Regions from separate parts of the Mus musculus genome. Here regions 1 and 3 are each linked to region 2. A link is a loop called in an ENCODE intact Hi-C map of the cell type or tissue named here. Cell type or tissue: heart. All regions are shown on one strand.

Region 1 (8,000 bases), 62 kb after region 2:
TGGTAGTGGCGCACACCTTTAATCCCAGCACTCGGGGGGGGGGGCGCGGGGGGGGGGGAAGGAGGCAGGCAGATTTCTAAGTTCGAGGCCAGCCTGGTCTACAGAGTGAGTTCCAGGACAGCCAGGGCTACACAGAAACCCTGTCTTGAACCGCCCCGCCCCCCCCCAAAAAAAAGCATTATGCCAATGAGCTCCTGTGGTGGTGTGAGTGACAATGCCCCAATAGGCTCTCAGATATTTGCATACTTGGTCCCCATTGGTGGAACGGTTTGGAAAGGATTAGGAGGTGTGGCTTTGTTGTGGAAGGTGAGTCACTGGGGGTGGCTTTGAGGTTTTAAGAGACCAAGTGTTCTTTCTCTGCCTGCTTCTTGTGGACCAAGAAGTGAACTCTCAGCTGTTCCTTCCCCATGCCTTTGCTTTGCCACATGAACTCAAAGCCTCTGAAACTGTAAGCCCCATTAAACACTTTCCTTTATAACTTTTCTCAGTCATACGTTTTGTCATAGCAACAGAAAAATAACTAAGACAGACCGCAAATATATTTTTCAGGTCACTAATTTTGTGGAAACTTGCTAGGTAGAAATAAATGAATTCACAAATCAGCAGCTGAGTAACAGGTACCAGAGAAAGTATTGCTTTGATGTCATTTAGAGCAGCATTTCTCAGGCTGGGCCCTCAGAGACACTTGGCGTTGTGACCTCAGGAATCCATGAGGTCAAAATCATCTTCACAGAAATCCTGCCGTGTTATCTGCCTGCCCTCTTCCCACATTCCTTTTTTTTTTTTTTTTTTAGATTTATTTATTATTATACATAAGTACACTGTAGCTGTCTTCAGACACACCAGAAGAGGGCATCCGATCTCATTACAGATGGTTGTGAGCCACCGTGTGGTGGCTGGGATTTGAACTCAGGACTTTTTTTTTTTTTTTGAGACAGGGTTTTTCTGTGTAGCCCCGGCTGTCCTGGAATTCACTTTGTAGACCAGGCTGGCTTCGAACTCAGAAATCCACCTGCCGCTGCCTCCCAAGTGCTGGGATTAAAGGTGTGTGTCGTCAATGCTCTTAACCGCTGAGCCATCTCACCAACCCTTCCACATTTTTATTATTATATTCCTCCTCCTCCTCCTCTTCCTCCTTCTTCTCCTCCTCTTCTTCTTCTTCCTTCTCCTTATTATTATTAGAGTTTCCAGATCCCATTATACATGATGACATCATGGCTGTTAATCGAATATATCCTTGCAGGGTAAATACTGATAAATGAGGCTCACAAGTAGAATCTCACTGGGAACTTTGAGAATGCTAAATGTATAGTAAGTAAGACTAAAAAGCTCCAGAATGAACCATCACCGGAGCAGGCCTGGACCAAGTCTGGATGTATATGAACTTATGTGTTTAATTAATGTCAGTATTTTGTTCAGAATCATAGTGTGAGTATTGTCAACTGCAGAACAAGGGGACCACATTAGGATGTTATGCTGTCTCTGAAGCAAGCAAACAAACAAACGAAAACCCTATGAATGAAGTTAGTAATGTGATCCTTCCACAGAAGTTTTTGAGCACATGGCCTAGCCAAAAGGTAGGAAACTCCATGGTAACCTTGCTTGCAAATGGCCGTGTCACAGAGTTCTCTGGAGAAGCAACCCAAACTGCGCTCTAGGAGACCAGGAAGACTATGGAGGTGAAATTTAAGTTTGAAAGAGAAGACAGTGTGATGGGTATTATTGGTTGTCAACTTGACTACATCTGGAATGAACTACAATCCAGAAATGGAGGACACTCCTGTGACCCAGATCTTGTGATGACACATGCCTTTAGTCCAGATCTTCAGGTGGGAAGACACACCTTTAATCTGGGCCACACCTTCTGCTGGGAGCCTATATAAAGACATGGAAGAAGGAAGCTTTTGGTTTCTCTTTGCCTGCTTGCCCTCACCTTGCTAACACATCCATTCCTTCACTGGCATTGGGGCTTGCTTCTTTGGGATTCTATCATATACAGGAGACCAGCTGAGACACCTAGCCTTGTGGGACTGAGCAGCTACTAGATTCTTGGGCTTCCCAGTCACAGCTGCCCATTGTTGGATTAGTTGGACTGCAGCCTGTAAGTCATTCCAATAACTCTTTCCACCCCTCTCTGTGTGTGTGTATATGTGTGTGTGTATATATATATATACACATATATATACATACATATATATGTAATATTTTATATAATTTATATAAAAAGAGAGATTCATTCCATATGTTCTGTGACTCTAGAGAACCCTGACTAATATAGATATTTTAACATGGCCTTTCAAATCTCAGCTAAAATGTCTTTTTCTGAAGCTCTCCCTGATAGCTCTTTCCAGAGCAGTGAGAACACAATCCACTCCTTCATAGCACCCTGCTTATTCCTTACTAGTACTGTGTAAGTAAGTCTGGGATTGGAAATGTAGCTATACACTCCTAGATTCAAACCTCAGTATTGAAGAGGTTTTTTGTTTGTTTATTTGTTTGTTTGTTTGTTTTTAAAGCAAACATGTATTAGATGCTAAAGAAATCTGGGTCAAATCCAGGCTCTTTTATTTTCTAGTTTATATCATGTTTTGTTTGGTATTTTTGAGATAAGATATGTAGCCCAGGCTACCCTTGCTGTTTCAGATTCCTGAGTGCTGGGGACATAGTCACAAACCATGTCTGGCTATATAATATTTAGTAATTTATTTAGACTCTCTGTGCTTTAACACCTTAAGAAAGATGTGTCAATCAAATCAGATATTTATGTTGAGCTGCATTTAAGTTGTGGCCATGGAGGATCAGGAGATAGCACTATGGCAGAGCACTTACCCAGTACCCAGGTGTGTGTGTGTGTGTGTGTGTGTGTGTGTACCATGGGACTGAAAAGGAATGGGTAGACATATGGTAGGTAGTATGTCAATGGCAGAATCAACAGACAAATTCAGCGAATGAGAGAACAGTAAAGGCCATGCCAAAGAAAGAAGAAAGGATACGGGAAGTCCTGGCAATACTAATTTTTTTCTCTTTTCCCCTTGGGTGTTATAGTTGAATCAGGCTTTATGATGCTAGACAATTGTCCTATCACTGTATGATGCTTAACACTTAAGAGATGTTCCTATCTGTGACTAAAGGTACACAACGCTGCAATGCCAACAAACCCCTTTTAGTCAGGGCTGGGGAGGGAGGTGATACAGTGTCTGCATGCAAGACTGGGAACCTGAATTCAGACGCCCTGGAATACACACAAAAGCCTGGAGTGGTGGTGTGGGCCTGTATTTCAGTGCTAGACATGGAGAGGAGTCCAGGGGCTCATAGGCTTTGCTGAGTGGGAGAGAGAGCTTCAAGACAGACTCTGCCTCAAAAGACTGCGGAAGAAACCTTGTCAGCTTCGGGTATTCATCTGCACTTACTTGCACGGGGGTTACCCCCATCTCTCCTTTTAGCAGATAGATGGGGCTTTATAAAAAAACGAAATGCACTGACTCAGCCTAAGACACAGTGCATACAGTAAGGGGACAGGCTTCCTAATCTTAACTTGCTGTGTCAGAAGGTAATATGCTTAAGTTGCTTTTGTAAAAGAAAGCTTGGCCTTTTGTGGCAAGGCCCTCTTGGTATCCAGTTTAAAGTCCGACAATGTTCTTGTTGTTGACATGGAATGCAGTGCCCTCCGTTCCAGGCGTGAGCTTCCTGCCATGACTTCTGGGCATCCTTTCTGAAACAAACCTTCTGACCTGGAAGGCTGCTGAGCCCTTTTCGGGATAGTTGAATGGTAGATAAAAATCTCCAGGGAAGTAGGTGTGGGCAGGATGTGTGGTTTCCCTGCCTCTCGTCTGAAGGCTGGTTCAGTTCGTTTGGCATAAACGGGGTCTCAGACTATAAAAAGGTTCATTCCGGAGTGTTCCAAGAGAAGCACAAAAGAACAAGCTACCTAGTGATCTTCATTTCAAGTTGAAACTAGAACATTTCTCTGCAACCGGTAGAAAAAGGCACGGCAAGGAAACCGTCTCTTACTATAACCTCAAAGCAGCCACCTCTGGCCAGTGCATCTGGCTCTGTAAGAGTACATGCGGCAGGGCATGTACAGGCTTACAGAATAATCTAGAGCAAGCAGCACGCACGGTAACAAGTGTTTTTACTCTGACTCTGAGTGTGCGCAGCAGACTGAAGCCGGGGAAACAGTTCCTAGCTTTCAGTGATACCGTACAGAGACTCTTCCCTGGCACTGCAGGCTCGTCACTAAGTAGGCCCTGCAGGCATTTAGGATACAGGACACCTTTAGTATACTTCCTTCTCCCTGACCTGAGACCCTTTGCAATAGGAGTATCTGTGGGCTGAGGGAAGCTACGGTACAGTCCTGATAGGCATCAATGGGTCTGAATGCAGCCGCTTTAGCCAAGGCCACTTAGGAATAAAGCACACAGACAGAATGACTCTAATATGAACCAAATGCATACCCTGCTGCCACCGAAGAACACTGTTTTCTCTCTAGCAAAGAAGCTCATTTCATCTCTGACCCTGTTAAGCTACCGTAATCTGCTGCCTGCTATTCCAGGTCAAGAGGGCAGTGTTACCAGCTAATGCCTGACATTCAAGGACTAAGCTCAAAGCAAGCAAGCCACTGGTTGGTGTCCCAAGGACAGTACATTTATGCATAGTCTAGGGTGTCTTGTTTCTAGTCCCAAGCTAAAGAAAAGAGTTGGTGACAGATGTACCGGTCAATTCAGGGAAGGAACATGCTAAAAGAATAGGAAGGCCCATATTAGCCTTAGCATTGTATTTTATTTATTTATTTATTTTTTGGTGCCGGGGGTTGAATTTAGGGATTTACCCACACCAGGTAAATACTCTATCATGAAAAAACATCTTTATTTTGAAAAAGGAATTTCGAAGTCACCTGGGCTACTCTTGAATTGCTCTCTAGTCTAGTCACTCCTGGAACCTGTCATCCTCCTGCCTCAGCTTCCTGAATAGTTCCAGGTTACAGGCTTTCACCAGCAGGCCGGGTCAGCCTGAGGGCACCTCAACTCCACATCGTCCTGGATGGTCATGACTCTTTTGAATACTACCAGTATCTTTATTAATCCGTTTCCATTTCTTCTGGGGAGAGATTCCACTTGCTCGTTTCCTAGTATGTAGATTGCAAGTGCCAAAGCGAGTGTATGAAGATCAGAAGACAACTCACAAAAGTCACTTCTCTCCTTTACCTGGGATCTTTACTTACAGGCCCTGGGGATTGAACTTCAGTTGTAGGGTGAGTGACAGGCACCTTTACCTGCTCAGCCCATATCTGCTGGCCCAGTCCTCATTTCTTTACTACATCTATATCATACGGATACAGCAGAATATTTAAGATCAAAACCCATAAAATCAAGCACTAAATGGGAATGTTTTTGCATTTCCTCTGGCTTTGCTATAGGTAGGAGTCAAACATTTCTGGCCACTGAGGAACTTCTGTCACAGACATGGTTCTGTCAGGGACGCAGTTTCAAGTAGAACCAGCTACATAATTTGTGAGGTCTAGAGTGTGAGTTCCTATTTAAAATCAGCAAGATGCTAGAGGGTGGAGCTGAGAGGCCAAGTGTTTGTCTAACATGGTGGGAGATGCTTGGCTTAATCTCTAGCACCAGAAAATGGCGGCAGCCAGTAACAACAACAACAACAACAACAACAACAACAACAACTACTACTACTACTACTACCAATAATAACAACAACAACAATAACAGAAGACAAAAAAAAATCAAAGATTGAAAGCAACGTGGAGGGACCTTCATGAGTCTGACACAGTCCACAAACTCATGAAACTGGACCATTCTCAAGCAGGCCTACCTAGGCTCATATCTGGCTTTGTTATTTCCTAGTCATGTGATCCTGGACAAGTCAGGACAACAGGGACAGTAAGAGTCTCTATCTCATTGATTCCTTCCAGATTGAATTAGGTGTTATCTGAAAAGTGCTTAAAATACCTGGCATTCAGCAAGCACTACATAAATGTTTATTAATACACCCTCCACCAGGCAGACATAAGCATCTCAAAAAGCTAGAGACAATTACAGCCATTGGGGGAAAAAAAAGCTTTTTCTTCATGTTTTGAAAATTTAGATTCCTGACCAATAGAATCATACATTTATTATGAAGACACTGCCAATATTTTAACCAAACAGATATTAAAATACAGTCTGGATCCAGGCCAACAACACATCAAGCAGACTGAAGAATAAAGAAAGACTCTTGTTTACAGTCAGAGATCTGGAAGTCTGTGGAGTGTAAATGGACATGAAACCAGTTTAACAAACTGCTTCCTTTATGCTGAGATAGCTCTTGCTTCCTTTAGGCTGAGATAGCTCATGAGTCCTTTAGGCTGAGATAGCTCTTGCTTCCTTTAGGCTGAGATAGCTCATGCTTCCTTTAGGCTGAGATAGCTCATGCTTCCTTTAGGCTGAGATAGCTCATGCTTCCTTTAGGCTGAGATAGCTCATGCTTCCTTTAGGCTGAGATAGCTCACTAAGAGGCTTCCCCAGAAGGAGTAAAGCCTGACAAGTCTGAACAGGACCAAAGGGATGCCTTGCTCTTAAGCAACCCCCTTTTCCTTACTTCCCTGTCCCCACTCCTTACACCAACAACTCCTGATCCTCCTCCCTCGCCTCCTGAGAGAGGGATCACACTGATAATACCTGCCTCCAACCTGCCTTATCCTGTACTTTCTTTTTATAATGGAGAACACTTTTGTTTTATTTAAAGCTGTAAAACAGGAAATGTTACTAAACATACACACTCTATATTTAGGTTAAGAGAAAAAAAAAAAAAAAACCAAACTAAAACCCCACAGCTGTAAGAGTCCCAAGAGAGCTTTTAAAGCTCTCACCTTTCTTACTCTCATCTCTGTAGAGCCCTCCTTCTCTCTCTCCCTTCCCCCTCTCTCCACGTGGCCAGGGCTGGCCTCTCTCCCTCTTTTTACCTTCTCTCTTTATCCCTACCTTTCTACAATAAAGCTCTAAAACCATTAAAAACAAACAAACAAACAAAGAGTCCCAAGAGAACCTGTGAGTAGTGTTAGTAGTGTTATATGTACTTTTATTTAGAAAAATGTTTTCGTGTGCAGACATAGCTACTTGATGGGTATTATATGCTAAAGTTTGTCTTTCTTCATTGAGTTATTTGTACATTTTAAATTCTTTACCATTGATATTTCCTTGACCTTTGAAAAACTTTATAGTAAAGATAGTATATAGTAAATATTATCGGTACTTGTAATGTTCTCAAGACTTAGGGTTGCCATTTGTCAAACAATTCGCCCCAGGTACACAGACTTGGGGTACTTCTCCTTGAGAGTGGGCCACTGAACAATGAAGTAGTCGGAGAGGTGCCTCAGGATCTTCCCTGACAGGGATAGCGTCTCCACTCGGCAGATGCTCTCGACATAGACGATGATCACTTTCTTCACTCCAAGTATCCCAAGAAGCAGGGCGGACACACAGATAGGGACGCATGTTCCTGGTCCATTACACAGCACCTTAAAAACAAACAAACAAACAAAAAGACCAAATCAAAATACAGAAAACCGTTTTTAGTGGGCCATTCTGAATTTAAAACCCTAATCTTAGCAGGAGATTTATTAATCCAGTTAAGTCTTTCTTCTAAGAACACGGATAAGACAGTGTGTACTGAAGGCAGTGTAGTCAGGAGTCATGTGGAGCTTTGAAGTCTTGGCTCTCTTGCTTGCCAGCTGTGTGACTTGAGGTGAATCGCTTAACTTCATCTGCTTCTCTCTCTCTTTCTCCCTTTTTCTTCATCTCTGTCTTGTCTCTCCCTCTCCGTGGGGTTATGCTCAATCATGTGTGTATATGTAGAGGCTAGAGGCCAGATGTTAACACCGGGAGTCTCCTTTTACTGTTTCCTACTTTATATTTTGAGACGGGGTCTCTCATCAAATCTGGGGCTCGCCATTTTGGTTAACTGGCTGGCTAGCTCTGGAGTCCCACATCTGTCTCTCTCCACCC
Region 2 (8,000 bases):
CACTCAGCCTCCACCAAGAAAGCCCATGGAGGCAAAGCCACTGCGGCACCACACCCTTCCAATCCAGCTGGTTCCCTCCCACCTCTACCCAGAGAGCTATAGGGTCTGAGACATCCGCCCCAGGCCAGCTTTCCTGGCTCCAACATTTTGTTTAGACCCAACCATCAGGAAATGTTGCTCTTCCTTAGAGGATCTGTTGGTTTTACTGTGTTTTCAGTTTCTTTTTTTCTCTTCTAGTCCACACAGAGCCTGTTTAACTGGGACAGTATCTATGAGGGAATCCATCCTCCCTCAGGGGTCCCCTTCTACTCCCAGGGCCCCCTTTGGATTCAGTGGAGATCACTGGCACTGATCCTTTTATTGTCTCTTTCTTTTATTGTTATTTAAAGACTGGCCGGGGGCTGGAGAGATGGCTCAAAGGTTAAGAGCACCATCTGTTCTTCCGAAGGTCCTCAGTTCAAATCCCAGCAACCACATGGTGGTTCACAACCATCCGTGATGAGATCTGATGCCCTCTTCGGGTGTGTCTGATGACAGCTACAGTGTACTTACATATAATAAACAAACAAATAAATAAAATAAAAGAGAAAAGACTGGCCAGTTACGGTGTGTGCATATCTGTAATCCCAGCTCTCAACTGGGAGGCGGGGGCAGGATCAGGAGTTCCAGATCATTCTTGGAAAATGAATTCAAGACCAGCCTTAACTCAGTGATAATCAGTCTCAAAAAAGCAAAGCAGAAACAGCGAATGTGTTCGCAACGCAACAAGTCTATTTTTTTCTAATCCAGGTTTTCATATTTTCTTGCCGCCACCCCCCCTGCCCTTTTAAAGAAGCTTATATGTTTCTGCAATGCATTGGCATCTTTCCAGATAAATGTTATTTTCAAAGATGCTGCCTAGGAATTTTACTGATTGTAAGTATTTAAGATCAAAGATTCCTTCAATCCACTAGTGGACTGCTTTCACCAGTATAAGCTTTGGGATACAAAGTGGTTACTTAAGAGAGCAGACAGACAACTCAAGAAAGGAAACAGCCAACAAGCCCCTCTGACTAAGAGCTGACACTCACAAGACAGTCACTGAACAATAGAAGCAGCCGCTCCTCCAAGACAACGTATTTCAGGGATGGTAATATTTTCTTCCACTTGGTTGATCGGGATGCCAACAGACAGCCCACATCATCAGAAGCAGGAACTGGCCAAGGGGGACCTAGAATTTACATCTGCTGAACTCTTCACTCCACACTACCTCCTCAAGACTTAAATGATATTTTAAGACACAAAATTAGGGGGACTGGAGCTACAGTTAAATACTTACAAGTACTGTTGCTCTTGCAGAGAACCTGGGTTAGATCTTACCCCCCCCCCCCCCAACCAGGACCGACCTGGTGGTTCAAATCCTCAACTCCAGCTCCAGGGAATGCAAAGCCCTCTTCTGGCCTTCAGAGGCAGGCACTGTAGGCCCACAGTACACGTACATAGATGCAAACAAAACACCCATACACACAAAATGGTAAAACAAAATTCTGGTGTTTAATCAAGTCATAAATTACACATGATAAAAAAAAAAAGCAGGCGTGACTGTAAAGATATAATGTCAAATCCGTGTTTCCGTACATCCTATCCTTTTTGTCCAACAATCCTACACCCTTGGCCAAAAACCAACATCTCATTCAAGCATGAAGATTTGGTTTCAGGGCCCAGAACAGATGATAAATATCATTACAGGAATCGTTACAATGTCAAGTAGTAACAGGTGGATGACCGAAATAGGGGATGGGCGGGGGCAGGCAACCGGTCCTGGGGTTGAACCTAAGTGCTTAACTAAGACACTGCTTGTTGAAATTCTTAGAATACTCTAAGTTTCTTCAGTGACCTTGGGCCAGTCACACCCTGATCAGAAAACCCAGGGGTGCTCCCACATCACAGAGCACCTCTTCTGGGGAGATCAAAAGGAATTTTTAGGAAAGGGTCCTGGGTGACACCCCTACATAAATGAATGGGGATGTTTCGTTTTATTTCGTTCTTTTAAATGGGCTTGGCGTTTAATCCCTCCAGCCTTAACAACATTCCAAAGTGTCTTAAAAAAACTGAGGAGTTGCCGGGCGTGGTAGCTCACACCTTGAATCCCAGCACTAGGGAGGCAGAGGCAGGTGGATTTCTGAGTTCGAGGCCAGCCTGGTCTACAAAGTGAGTTCCAGGACAGCCAGGGCTAGACAGAGAAACCCTGTCTCGAAAACAACAAGAAAAAAAACCAAAAAACCCTGAGGAGTTACTGTTTCCAACTCTTACAGTTACAGTGATCCATCCAGCCTGAGTCTCTGCATTTCCTGGAGTTGTTGGCTCAATATGAACTACAAGGGGGAGAAGCAATGACTCCAGTCAGCAAAAAGAAAGCCAGCTTGGATACCAAGAACCAGGAAAAGTCAAGTCACTTGTAGGGCTGCCAAAGTCACCAGTCCCTCATTTACAATGCAAAGGTAAAGAGACTCAGTGGGCGCCAGAATCCCAGAGGGAATTGCAAATCATGCGCCCAGCGGCACCGGGCACAAACCACCCAGTTCTCACACGCCAACGCCCTTAACTTCCTAAAGCTGGAGCTATAAACTTCGAAGGACCGCTATTTTGCAAGAAAGTTTTCAGTTGGTGAGTGCTGTCGTCCAAACTAACTTTTCTGCCTCTTTAGGAAAACTTTTATACAGACAAAACATTTGAAAAGGTTAAAAACCCCCAAAGATTACAATTTTTGAACACAGAATAAAATTTAGTCCCTAGCTTCAAAGACTGTTTAGAATCTTCTAGATGAACTACAAAGGGGTGCGCTAGATACATCAGGAAAGAATAAACCACTCTCGCTTGGGTCTAACAACGGTACGCTTCATTACTTCTATGAAATTCCCTTCACACCCCAGCCACCCGCAACTCCAGGGGTGTTCGTAGCCCTGATGATGCCAAACTATTCTACCGGAGGTGGGACAGCTTGGTGACAATCCTGACATGCTTCGGCTCCCGGGAAGTTAATGGGAATTAAACCACAGCAGCCCTCCTTTGTGGCGCTTTGGCCGGAACAGCAAAAGGGAGACAATGAGCGGTCTGTGCGCAGTTCCACGCCGATTGGCTGGTCACCCCCACTCCCCGAAACCCCTGATGTCATGGACTTGGAATGCAGGCAGGGAGGAAGGAAAGAGAGGATTTGGGGAGGGGGGCGCCTCTCATCTCTTTTCCAGGCCAAAAGTCTGAAAGATAAACCCTGGTGCATTCTTGAGATGAGTACACAGCAAAGCAACGCAGCCAGATTCCAATCACTCCAAAATTGCAACCCGCCACAGCAAATAAACCTCGAACAAAAGCGACCCTGCCGAGATATCGTGACAATTCAACGCGCTGCAAACTTCTCAGGATTGCATTTCTAAGTCTCTCATCTACAGCTGATCCGGCTCGCAGGCTGCGCGTTCAGGCTTTGTCTGGGCTTCCCGCACCAGCGGCGATTGCATCAAGGCACCACCGACGGGCTCCCTTTCCGCCCGCGGGTCCCAGGGGTCGGCGGGACACTCTCCCATGGAGGAGGAGGAGGAAAGGAACAATGAGGGGCCCGGGTTGGCCACGTAACCGCCCAACTTCGCTTGTGGGAGGAGGGGGCCAGGATGGAATGGGAGGAGACGCAGGGTCCCGCGGCAGCCCCAGCCCAGGCGGATGGCGGGGGCGGCAACTCCCGGAGACCCAGCCGTAAGGCAGGGCCCCGCCTAAGGGCCACAGGCCACTCAGGAGCGCCCCCTTCCCGGAGGGGCGCACCCTACAGCCTTGGAGCGGGCCCTGCGGCGCTGCGGGACTCCAGGCGTCCGGGAACCCCCACCGCCCGCCGGGGCCGCGGCGCGGGAACAAAGCCAGCACCAACGCGTGCGAGCCAGGCTCCGCGAGCCGAGGAGCATCTCTCTCTCCCGCAGCCTCGACGTCTCTCCGCGGCGGCTCCCAGCGCCCCCACCGCCGCGGCAAACCCCCAGCCCGCCCGCGCGCGTACCTTGTTCTTAACTTCGGCGGAGAGCCCGTAGGAAGGGCCCTTGTTGAAGTGGGTCATGGCTGTTTGGACGACTGGAAGAGTTCTAGCGGTCAGTCACCCTCGGTGTCCCTGCTCTTAGCCCCAGCGGCGGCCGCGCGGGTGATGCACGAGCTCGCTCCCCTGCGCGGCGCCGGAGAAGCCCGAACGCCGCAGACGGACGCGGATGATGCTTCGAGGTTCGCTAGGACTCGAGTCCCGCGGAGGCTCCGGGTCGCTCTGGACTGGGACCGGCTGCCCTGCTCGCTGCCCGCTCCGCGGCTCCGCACGCTCTGCCCCCAGCCTGGTCTCCCCCCACCCACCCCCGGGCCTCCAGGGATTGGCCGGCGAGCCCGACCAATGAGCGCCGCCTCCTCCCCCCTCGCCTGCTCCAAGGCTTCCCGGCCAATGGCAGCGCGGCGGGCGCGGCGCTCCCTCCCGCGGGGTCCCAGCCCCCGGCCCCGCCCTCACGCCACCTAGGACCTCGGCGCCCCTCCTCCCCGCTGGTCAGCGGGCTGCGACCGCCCCGCCCCGGCGCCTAGGGGCTTCTCAGCCGCCTTGGTTCTCATCAACTCCCAGGCATCTGTGGCGCTCCGACGGTGGAGGGGGACAGGAAGCTCCCCGAGCTGGCCCGCCGCTGACCGGCCACTCCATCCGTCTCCTCCCGGGCTACAGCGCGCCCAGATGTTGCGCTGGAAACCCGGGGAGCAGCCTTCGAATCCACGTGCCAGGCCGGGGGCGGGGGGGGGAGGCCTGCGTGGACATCTGCCAAGTCTCCCTCCCCACGCAGCTGCCGCACCTGTGGGGCTGACCTCTGCCTCGGTCAACGCTCTTTGCCAAAGTCCTGCTCATCCTGTCTAAACTTTGAATGCAGAGCGAAAGAAATTGGGAAAGTGTTGTGGCACAGCCAGGTTTTGGGGGGAGGGGGTACAGCTTTTTGGGTCCTTTTCTGGAGTCCCACCAGTTGCCCTTGGCAAGCACCTTCACCGGGGGTTCAGCCAGCCCAAAAGGCTAGGTAGTTTATTTGTTTTTAATTAGAGGACTGCCTTGACTGAGAAGTCTACCTGCTTTGGTTTGTTTTTTAATCTCTTTGAATCAGCACTCTGTATTCTTTTCCGTCCCCTTTCCTTTCTTCTGATCTCAAAGGCAAACTGATAGAGGAAAGGTGAGAACAGAGAGCACGCTGTCCCCTGCCTGTGTTCCTGGCACTACACTGGGCTATATGTCTTTGAAAGATTAGCTCATTCACTTTCCCAAAACTTACTCGGTAGACTTCAGATCCGTTTTAGTGGCTTGAAGGCTGCAACTCAGAGATTCCTAATAATGACAGCTATCACTGCCTCCAGAGTGTCACCGCTTGCCTTGGTGTCTTGGGGCACATCTAGGACAGGTTTTAGTCCTCTGGGTGTCAGTATGTTGGTTTATGTTTCCCAAATACAGCTGACATTCCAGAAGAGACTACAGGACCAGGGTCAGCCACTTGCATGGAAAAGAGAAGCCCAAATAGCCCAAGTTGAACCTTTCTGGGATAGAAATAAGGGAGTGTGGCATAGTGTCTCAAGCACTCTATCCCAGCACAAAGAGGATTGCTGTGTTGGGATAGAACCAGAGGTCTGCCTAAGCTACAGAGAAAAGAAAAAGGCACAGAATTTCTGTCAGCTGAAAGAATTTTTCATCAACGCTATAAGGTGCAATGTGATAGAGCAGTAACGAGTCAAATGGGCAGAAACGTGAAGTAACTTCCAATGATTTACTGATTGCTTCTGAAGGTACTCAGAATAATTAGGGCATTCTTTCCGCAGAAAGATGATGCAGCTGACCCAGTATGATGATACAAGCAGTTGGGGCTGTTTTTCCAGTCCTGTGATAGTGGCTCTCTGTCATCCACAAGACCAAACCCACTTTTTAGAACCAATACTTGAGCCAGATATGAAGTCGAAATTACAACCCTCACCCCCCCACCCCCAGCTCTCCTTTAGAATCCCAAACCTCAGGGCTTCTGTTTGGCCACAGTGGGTAAGGAATGGTGGTCAGTGTCACTTGGCTAGCCTAAATCGTACTTGGTAGAATGCATGGGGGCGTTATTCAGTTCTGTCATCAAAGGCGTGGTTTCTAGTACTTAACAGGGTTGTCTTTAAGGACTACCGAGTTTCAAAGGTTCGTAATGTGAAATGATACTGCCAGTTGATAGTGGCAGCAGTCACAACGATGGAAATTTAACTCGCTGCTGGGAGTGAGTAGTGCTGTGTTCAAGAGTGAATGTGGAGGCGGGTATGAGGGAGCTCTCCTTCAGTCCTAGGGCCCTCGAGGTAGAGGTGTGTGGATCACTGTGAGTTCAAGACCAGCCAGTGCTGGTCCTAAAGAAGGAAAGAGAGGGGAGGGGTGTAAAGACTTTTAGAATTGGGTTAAGTGGGCCAAGAAATATCTGTGGTAAAGGTGCCGGATGCATAGCCTGACGACTTGAGTTTCCAGAGCCCACATGGAGGAAGAAGAGAGCCAATTCCATCAAGTCATCTCCTGACCTCCACTTGAAAGCAAATAAGTGAAATTTGAAAAAATAAAAATAAAAATTGAGAGTAATTGTTAATTGAGGCAAGACTGTTGAACAACAACAGATAAAGTACATTTTGAGACACACACACACCCTCTCCATAAAACACATCACAACCAGAGAATGGATATAGCCATCACCCTTCAGCCTTCTTTAACTTAGCAAAATTATCTTGAGGATGGGCAGGATGGCTCAGTGGGTAAAGCTCTTGCCAACCAAGCCTTACAGCCAGAGTTCAATCCCTGGAACCCACTAAAGCTGGAAGGAGAGAACAAACTCCTGTCCTTTTGACTCCGTAGGCATGCTGTAGACACTCTGAGAATAATTTTTAAAAAAACAGAATTTCAAATCGTTACATCCACTCACTTTGTATGCTATATCCTCAGCGCATCCCTTTTTATTATTTAGTAGTAGTTCAGCACAGAGAGCCACCCTGTGTGCTGATGATGTGCCTCCTGGCTGATGAATCTTTTAGTTGATTACAGTTTGGCGCCATTACAAATCTTTCTTTGTGCTTTGACTTCTAATGAAGTTCCATCCCAATAAACCCATAGTAAATTGAAAATATCATAAATTGAAGTAAAATTGTCACACCTAACCTATGGAACACCACAGCCGAGCAGCCCACAGTTGCTCTCTGGGCACGGATCACCCTCAGTTGCTCTCTGGGTTGCCCTCTTATTTTTGTTTTATTTTTCGACAGGGTCTCACCCTATAGCCTAAGCTAGCCCAGAACTCACTGTAGCCCAGGCTGACCTCCCATTTACAGTAATCCTTCTGTGTCATCGAAAGTGCTAGGATTACAGGTGTGAGTTACCAGGTCTGAATGGCTGGTTACTGTCTGGATTGCCTGGTTGGCTGGAGCCGTGAATCCCTGCTGCTGCTGGACACTGGGAGAAAGCCTTAGAACACCTAGCACTTTCCTGGGAGAAGATAAGTTGTAATTTGGCAGGGCATGATGGTATACCCACTGAATGTGAGCACTGGGGAGGCAGAGGTGGGTAGATCTCTGTGAACTGGAGGCCAGCTTGTCTACATAGCAAGTTCCAGGAAGTCAGAGCTATGTCGAGATTCTCTGTCTTTAAGTATATATGTATGTGTTTGGGGGTGCATATATATATATATATATAAAGAATTTGTCATTTGCAGTACAGTTTCTACTAGATGCATGTCACTTTCACAATATTGTAAGTTGGGAGATCATAAACCACCCCTCAACAGGGTCCACCAAAAAAGGTACAGCAGTCGTTCATGAACAAGCTATTAACAAAGACATGCTTTCATTTCTCTTAGATATATACCTCCAAGAACAAAGGCTGGCAGGTGAAAGGTGTGTGTTTAACTTTTTAAGAAATAGCTTGGGGCAGTGGGGCAAGAGAGATGGCTCAGCGGTTAAGGGCATGGACTGCTCTTCCA
Region 3 (8,000 bases), 120 kb after region 2:
TTAGTAGTAGACACCAAACGCATTCAAGTCAAAGTCTCAAGAAGACAGGAAGTCTCGGTCATCTATGAAGGCAGCACCCCACCTTGTGGAAAGTTGTATGTGGAAGATCACCAAGTCTGTTTTAGAGGAGCCATTTCATGGATCTTGCAACCATTAGACTTCCAGAGTTACATCCAAACCAAACAATTTAAAGAACAAGAAACAAGAATACAGTACCCAAACTTCTGTGTTTCCAAACACACGCGTGCGGGTGCGCACACACACTTCTAACTATGTTATAGTTTGCGTTCTTTTAGTAAATAAATACTCCATGTGAATAAGTGGTTACTTCCGTTGGCGCGCCTCTGCTCTGTTTGGATCTGTACTGACCCCCTTCCTGTTTGGTTTTTCTGGAAGCTTTTGGTATCTTCTCTTTGTCATGCCTTTTGAGACCTTAGATGACTTTACCTTGTTGTGGCTACAGTTGGACTGGACCTCTTCCAGCCCTTTTGACTTTGAAGGCCATGTCCTTCTGGGTCTGGGGACTTTCCCTAGGCCGTCTGTTTGTTTGGACCTTTTCTCCTCTGCCTTGCCTTTTCTGGGACATCCTTAGAGACACAGTCTGACTGTCTAATGTGCTTACTCTTGGTTTTTCAATGTTTCTTATAGCTTATCGCAGAATCTTCAGTGTGACTGTCCAGTGCTTTGTAGATTTCGTTTTCATTCTTGCAATAAAAAATTTAATAACAATAAAAAAAAACCCTACTCAGAATGTTTTTGAATTCTTAAAAAATTAGATCTTATTCCTGGGGACATGATAACCTCTCATTTCTTTGAAAATAACTGTTTTCTTTTAAGCTTCCCCAACCCCTCCCCTTTTCTCAAAATTCCTTTTGCTGATTGCTGGTTTGGGTTTTTCTTATGCTAGTATCTGACAGTCAGTAGTTATCAGCTCAAACCACTGGTTTTCAAGCAAGAGAGGGGGAACCCTCTTCCTTAGACCACAGAACAATAACTGGAGACGTGCAGGGCTGTTCGCGGCTGGTGGGTGTGCATGGGGTGGAAGGTATTCATTGCATTTGGTGGAAAAGGCCAGGGTTGCTGGTAAGCATCCCATAATACACAGCACATTCTCCCCTAGATACGAAGTTATGAGGCCCCTAAGTCAACAGCCAGGACAGTAGAACGCCTAGCTCATGTTAATGAATGATGTGGGAGCATATGAAGGCAATAAAATGTAAAAAGCAAACGGGACCCACGTGTTAGACCTCGTAGTTTTGTTCTGTGGGCAAACTACTTTCTTCAAAATTAATCTTTAATTAATTCCTTGCCTGGAAGATATAAATGGGATATTCTGGGAAATGATGCAGAGAATAGACCTAAATGGTAAGCATTAGGGGCCAGGGAAGGCATTCGTTCTGCTGAAGCCCCTGTTTCCTAGGTACCATCTCACCCTGTCCTCAGTTGTCATGGTAACACGATGGCTAACACCTTCATAGCTCAGGGTTGTGGCTCTGGTCTTCTACCTGAAAGTGGAGGGTCTGAGAGCACAGTTGGTCTCTATGAAGGCTTCGCCCCTGCTGTGTGGCAATGCAGGCGTCAGAGAAGTTGATGGTGACTTTTACTGACACTGCTCAGTGGTGCTCTTATAAACCTGTAGGGGTGGGGGGCTGTGGGGGATGTGGTGGTGGTGGTGTTGATATGTGTTTGTGTGTGTGTGTGTGTGTGTGTGTGTGTGTGTGTGTATGGTGGGGGTGGTGTCTGTGTGTAGATCAGAGGACAACGTGGAGTGTCTTCCTCAAATGTCTCTCACTGAACCTGAAGCTCACCAATTTGACTAGGCCGGCCAGCCAGCCAGCGAGCTCCAAGAAGCAGCCCATCTCTGCACACCCTGCACAGATTACAGGCACGTGCGGCACTGTCCAGTTTGCTATGTGGATGCCGAGGACCCAAACTCAGGTCCTCCCGCTACAGCGCAGCCAGTTACTGACAGAGCCATCCCTCAAGCCCATTGCCAGTCGACTCCAGCTTCCCACTCTGATGCCTTCCTTTCCAGATGCACCGAGCAGGGGAGGCACCTGCTTGCTTTATATTGTGCACAAAACTCAGCAAAAATTCGGAAAACAAAACTGCTCAATTAGCAGCTACTTTATAGTTTTCGAGAAATAGTATAGGGATAGAGAGATGGTTCAGAGTGCTGTGCACCTGTGTAACAAACTGGTTGTGATTTCTGTACCCCAATGGCATTGGGGGGTGGGGTAGATAGAGACAGGATTGCTGGCTACTAGTCTGGTACACTCACACACTTGCACACAACACCCCTCCACCCCCCGTATGCATATCCACCAAACACACGCAAGAAACATTTTATTGTGGGAAGGCACAGATTCGCGCTACTTCCTTGCTTAGACAAAGAAGCACGTCTGAAGTAAACTGAAATAAATATAACAGAACTGCAGCAAGGGGTTTGAGTGGAAAAAGTCCTTTTTCTGTCATGCTGGGGACCAAATGCGAGCAGTTGTGCATCCTACAGACGCATCCTAACCCTGAACTACGTATGTTCCCAGCCCTGTGGAGAACATCTGGAATACAAACTTCCTGCAGGTGGAAGGTTGACTCTTGAGTTATGTAATGTGTTCTAACTCAAGAAAAGGCAATCTAAAAAAGAAGAAATGACAATAATATCTAACAGAGATGTATGATTTTGACCTCCAAAAAAAGGGAGTAGAAGACTCTCCTGTCTAACCCTGACCAGATCAGTCTGTAGCACTGATAGTTTCTGGCCATTTCTGGTCAACAGCTCAATGGCCTGTAGTATGCTGCCACCTGGTGGCAGGATGGAGGAATGGCAGCAAACACAGCCATCTTGTCTGCAGAGGGAGAGTACAATAGAAATTCTTCATCAACCCACTGGAGGGACCTCCCAAGAACATTCTTCAAGTCTTTAAGGGAGGAAAGTGTGTTGAATGGAAGAGAACAAGGGATTGAAGTGGTCAAGGGCGGCCAGGGGAGTAAGAAGGAGAGAGCAAGCAAATGTGTAGGGCTTAGGAAAGCTTTGCCTGAGTGCAAGAAGCACCCGCAGAACACCAACTCTTCCAGCCACGGTGGAGGCGGCTGGACAAGTCTGGGTGATACAAGACACTTAGAGGCACGTAGACAGACTTCCCAGAGCGTGATGGCAAAGCAACAGTACTCTTCACACACACACACACACACACATGTTCGTTTCCCTCCCGTCCCCCGACTTTTAAGACTTACGTATTTTGTTTTCTGTGTATCAACGTTTTACCTGTATCTGTGAATGTGAGCCATGTTCATGACTGGTGTCAATCTCATGGGGATCATAAGAGGGGACGAGGTCCCATCCTCTGGAACTGGGAGTTATAGATGGTTGTTAAGACACCATGTGGTTACTGGAAACTAGCTGGGTCTTCTGCAGGAGCAGCGAGTACTCTTAGCCACGGAGCCGTCAGCTGACCAGGCCAACGATAGTATTCTTATAATTGCCTACATTAAGCTCCTAAGTCACCCCTTTTCTCCTCGAATTCCTATCAGATCTTCCTGGAAAGTCTGCTAACTCTACTTTTGTCAAAGTGATAAAGGTACCGGAGAGAAGCCTCGGTGGGTAAGAGTGCTCGTCGTTGCTCTTGCAGAGAACTTGGGTTCAATGGCCAGCCCCTACATGATAGTTCGCAGACATTGGTAACTTCAGTTCCAGTGGATCCAGTGACCTCTTCTGACCACCAGGGGCACCAGGCATGCACATGGTACATACACAGATATGCAGGTTGTAATTTTCAGATACATTAAATCTGCTAGGCAGATGGTGGTGCACGGCTTTGATTCCAGCACTCGGGAGACAGAGGCAGGTGGTTCTGTGAGTTTGAGCCCAGCATGGCCTACAGAGTGAGTTCCAGGACAGCCAAGGCTACAAAGAACAACAACAACAACAACAATAACAACAACAACAACAACAACAAATCTAAAAAACAGTCCAACTGTTTGCCCTCCTTATACCCTGACTAGTGCAAGCCAGCTGGGAGGCTGCAGGAGTCCCCAGATTCTTGGCGTTGTTTGCGCTTTGCAGTACAAGGAGAAGCTGTAACTCGGGCGTCAGACCCTACCACACAACTAAGCACGTTCATCCAGTGACCCCCAAGACCCTCAGTGAGACAGGAACTGCATTCGATGTCATATGTTGCTCTGCCTGCCTTCCATCAGCCTCTGTCCTTCCACTCTGAATTCTGCCACTGGACCATAACATAGCATTGCTCCCCTCCGTGGCTTTGTGATGTATGTGCCTTGTGCTGAAACAGCCTTCTTCTCAGTGTCCTCTTCCCCAGGCCCAGTGAGCAGCTGCATTCATTCCACTGCTCCTGCCCATGTAACCTTCACAGCGCTGTTCATCTTCTGATGAACTTACAGTTACATTGTGTCTTGTATGACTATCTTCTCGCTGCAGCTGAGTGGGGTTCATGATAGAAGGAGTGGTCTTGGGTTGATTCTGTTAACAGACCATTCCTGTCAAGTGGGGCAAATACTTATAGCTGAATAAAGTGTTCTAAAAGACAAGAGTTTTGCCACTCACACTCAGGAGGCAGAGGCAGGTGGATCTCTGTAAGTTCAGGTCAGCCTGGTCTACATAGGGAATTCTAGGACAGCCATAGTTACATAAGAGACCCTGTTAAAAACAAAAAAGCCGGGCGTGGTGGCACACGCCTTTAATTCCAGCACTCAGGAGGCAGAGGAAGGCAGATTTCTGAGTTCAAGGCCAGCCTGGTCTACAAAGTGAGTTCCAGGACAGCCAGGGCTATACAGAGAAACCCTGTCTTGAAAAACCAAAACCAAAACCAAAACCAAAAAAAAAAACCCCATAAACAACAAAACAACAAAAAACAAACAAACAAAAACAAAAAATCAAAATGATTTTGATTGTTTTAATGTTAAATGTGGGTGTGTGTAAAAATACCAGTTTTAAACATCAAGAATATGCCTGTACCTTTATTTGTATCATATTTAATATGTCATGGTAAGATCTCAATGCTGTGCCCATGCTATTTCCTTGTATTAAAAGTCCCTTCCTAGAAATTAAAAAAAAAAATCATCACATCCTACTAATTGCTTATACTGAGCAAAATTAGAAAATCTGGAAGAAATGGACAATTTTCTAGACAGATACCAGGTGCCAAAGTTAAAACAGGTTCCGATAAACCATCTAAACAGTCCCATAACCTCCTAAAGAAATAGAAGCAATCATTAAGTTTCCCAACCAAAAAAATCCCAGGACCAGAGGGGTTTAGTGCAGAATTCTATCAGAATTCAAAGAAGACCTAATACCAATACTCTTCAAATTATTCCACAAAATAGAAACAGAAGGAACACTACCCAATTTGTACTATAAGCCACAATTATGCTTATACCTAAATCACACAAAGACCAAACAAAGAAAGAGAACTTCAGACCAATTTCCCTTATGAACATTCATGCAAAAATACTCAATAAGATTCTTGCCAACCGAATCTAAGAACACATCAAAACGATCATTCACCATGATCAAGTAGGCTTCATCCCAGAGATGCAGGGATGGTTCAATATATGGAAATCCATCAACGTAATCTACAATATAAACAAACTCAAAGAAAACACTACATGATCATTTCATTAGATGCTGGAAAAGCATCTGACAAAATTCAGCATCCCTTCATGTTAAAAGTCTTGGAAAGATCAGGAATTCAAGGCCCATACCTAAACCTAGTAAAAGTAATATACAGCAAACCTGTAGCCAACATCAAACTCAATGGAGAGAAACCTGAAGCAATCTCACTACAATCAGGACTAGACAAGGCTGCCCACTCTCTCCCTATCTACTCAATATAGTACTTGAAGTTCTAGCTAGAGCAATTAGACAACAAAAGGAGGTCAAAGGGATACAAATTGGAAAGGAAGAAGTCAAAATATCACTATTTACAGATGATATGACTGTATACTTAAGTGCTTCAAAAATTCCACCAGAGAACTCCTTAAGCTGATAAACAATTTCAGCAAAGTGGCTAGATATAAAATTAACTCAAACAAATCAGTAGCCTTCCTCTACTCAAAGGATAAACAGGCTGAGAAAGAAATTTGGGAAATAACACCCTTTACAATGACTATTGTAATATATAAAATACCTAGGTATGACTCTAACCAAGCATGTGAAAGATCTGTATGACAAGAACTTCAAGACTCTGAAGAAAGAAATTGAAGAAGATCTCAGAAGATGGAAAGATCTCCCATGGTCATGGATTGGCAAGATTAATATAGTAAAAGTGGTCATCTTGCCAAAAGCAATCTACAGATTCAATGCAATCCCCATCAAAATTCCATCTCAATTCTTTAGAGTTAGAAAGAGCAATTTGCAAATTTATTTATTTTATTCTGGGAAAACCCAGAATAGCCAAAACTATTCTCAACAATAAAGGAACTTCTGGGGGAATCACCATGCCTGACCTCAAGCTGTACTACAGAGCAATAGTGATAAAACCTGTATGATATTGGTATAGAGACAGGCAGGAACATCAATGGAATAGAGTTGGAGACACAGAAATGAACCCACACACCTAGGGTCACTGGATATTTGACAAAGGAGCTAAAACCATCCAGTGGAAAAAAGACAGCATTTTAAACAAATGGTGTTGGTTCAACTGGCAGTCAGCATGTAGAAAAATGCGTATCGACCCACTCTTACCTCCTTGTACAAAGCTCAAGTCCCAGTGGATCAAGGACCTCCACATAAAACCAGATACAATGAAACTAATAGAAGAGAAAGTAGGAAAGAGCCTCGAGCATATGGGCATAGGGAAAAATTCCTGAACAGAACACCAATGGCTTGTGTTGTAAGATCAAGAATCCACAAATGGGACCTCATAAAATTGCAAAGCTTCTGTAAGGCAAAGGACACTGTCAATAAGACAAAAAGGCAACCAGCAGATTGGGAAAAGATCTTTACCAACCCTACATCCGATAGAGGGCTAATATCTAATATATACAAAGAACTCAAGAAGTTAGACTCCAGAGAAACAAATAACCCTATTAAAAAATGGGACACAGAACTAAACAAAGAATTTTCAACTGAGGAATATCGGATGGCCGAGGAATATCAGATGGCAGAGAAACACCTAAAGAAATGTTCAACATCCTTAGTCATCAGGGAAATGCAAATTGAAACAACCCCGGAGATTCCATCTCACACCAGTCAGACTGGCTAAGATCAAAAACTCAGCTGACAGCAGATGCTGGTGAGGATGTGGAGAAAGAGGAACACTCCTTCATTGCTGGTGGGATTGCAAGCTGGTATAACCACTCTGGAAATCAGTCTGATAGTTCCTCAGAAAACTGGACATGGTATTACCTGTAGACCCACCTATATCACTCCTGGGCATGTACCCAAAATATTCTCCAACATATAACTAGGACACATGCTCCACTATGTTCATAGCAGCCTTATTTATAATAGCCAGAAGCTGGAAAGAACCTAGATGTCTTTCAACAGAGGAATGGATACAGAAAATGTGGTACATTTACACAATGGAGTATTACTCAGCTATTAAAAACAATGGCTTCATGAAATTCTTAGGCAAATGGATGGAACTAGAAAGTATCATCCTGAGTGAGGTAACCCAATCACAAAAGAACACACACAGTATGCATTCACTGATAAGTGGATATTAGCCCAAAAATTCGGAATACCCAAGGTACAATTCACAGACCACATGAAGCTCAAGAAGGAAGAGCAAAGTGTGGGTGCTTCAGTTCTTCTTAGAAGGGGGAAAAATACTCACAGGAGCAAATGTGGAGACAAAGTGTAGAGCAGAGACTGAAGGAAAAGCCATCCAGAGACTGCCCCACCTGAGGATCTATCCCATATACAGTCACCAAACCCCAAACACTATTGTGAATGCCAAGAAATGCTTGCTGAAAGGAGCCTGATATAGCTGTCTCCTGAGAGGCCCTGCCAGAGCCTTACAAATACAGAGGCGGAT

Evidence for each region. Hi-C counts contacts between places; a loop is a spot of excess contacts. Peaks named below come from ENCODE experiments on the same cell type or tissue, not always from the same donor. Only the 100,000 strongest peaks of a DNase experiment are listed, where the experiment ranks them.
Region 1: a loop joins it to region 2, with 3 times the contacts of the local background. A loop is called at or near these places in 8 of 42 quality-filtered maps.
Region 3: a loop joins it to region 2, with 3 times the contacts of the local background. A loop is called at or near these places in 15 of 42 quality-filtered maps.

The regions. Positions count from the first base shown.
Region 1 is chr3:121,361,069-121,369,068 of GRCm38, reverse strand. It overlaps Alg14 (asparagine-linked glycosylation 14), which reads right to left. Exons shown (of 4, transcript NM_024178.3): 4 at 5,975-7,513. The coding sequence ends at 7,283. It overlaps Gm33310 (a long non-coding RNA gene), which reads right to left. Exons shown (of 2, transcript XR_376014.3): 2 at 7,801-8,000. It overlaps Gm33363 (a long non-coding RNA gene), which reads right to left and starts at 22. Exons shown (of 4, transcript XR_867593.1): 1 at 1-22. In heart, no CTCF peak of the experiment used is centred here; a DNase peak (open chromatin) is centred at 3,688; H3K27ac peaks cover 303 bases.
Region 2 is chr3:121,422,847-121,430,846 of GRCm38, reverse strand. It overlaps Cnn3 (calponin 3, acidic), which reads right to left and starts at 4,306. Exons shown (of 7, transcript NM_028044.2): 1 at 4,019-4,306. The coding sequence starts at 4,075. In heart, CTCF peaks have their summits at 1,452 (motif pointing left) and 3,780; DNase peaks (open chromatin) are centred at 2,406, 3,086, 3,646 and 4,536; H3K4me3 peaks cover 4,353 bases; H3K27ac peaks cover 4,722 bases.
Region 3 is chr3:121,302,579-121,310,578 of GRCm38, reverse strand. All of the region lies in intron 2 of Alg14 (asparagine-linked glycosylation 14), which reads right to left. Among named protein-coding and RNA genes, the nearest start is that of Alg14, 15 kb to the right of the region's middle. In heart, CTCF peaks have their summits at 107 and 3,703 (motif pointing left); a DNase peak (open chromatin) is centred at 2,818.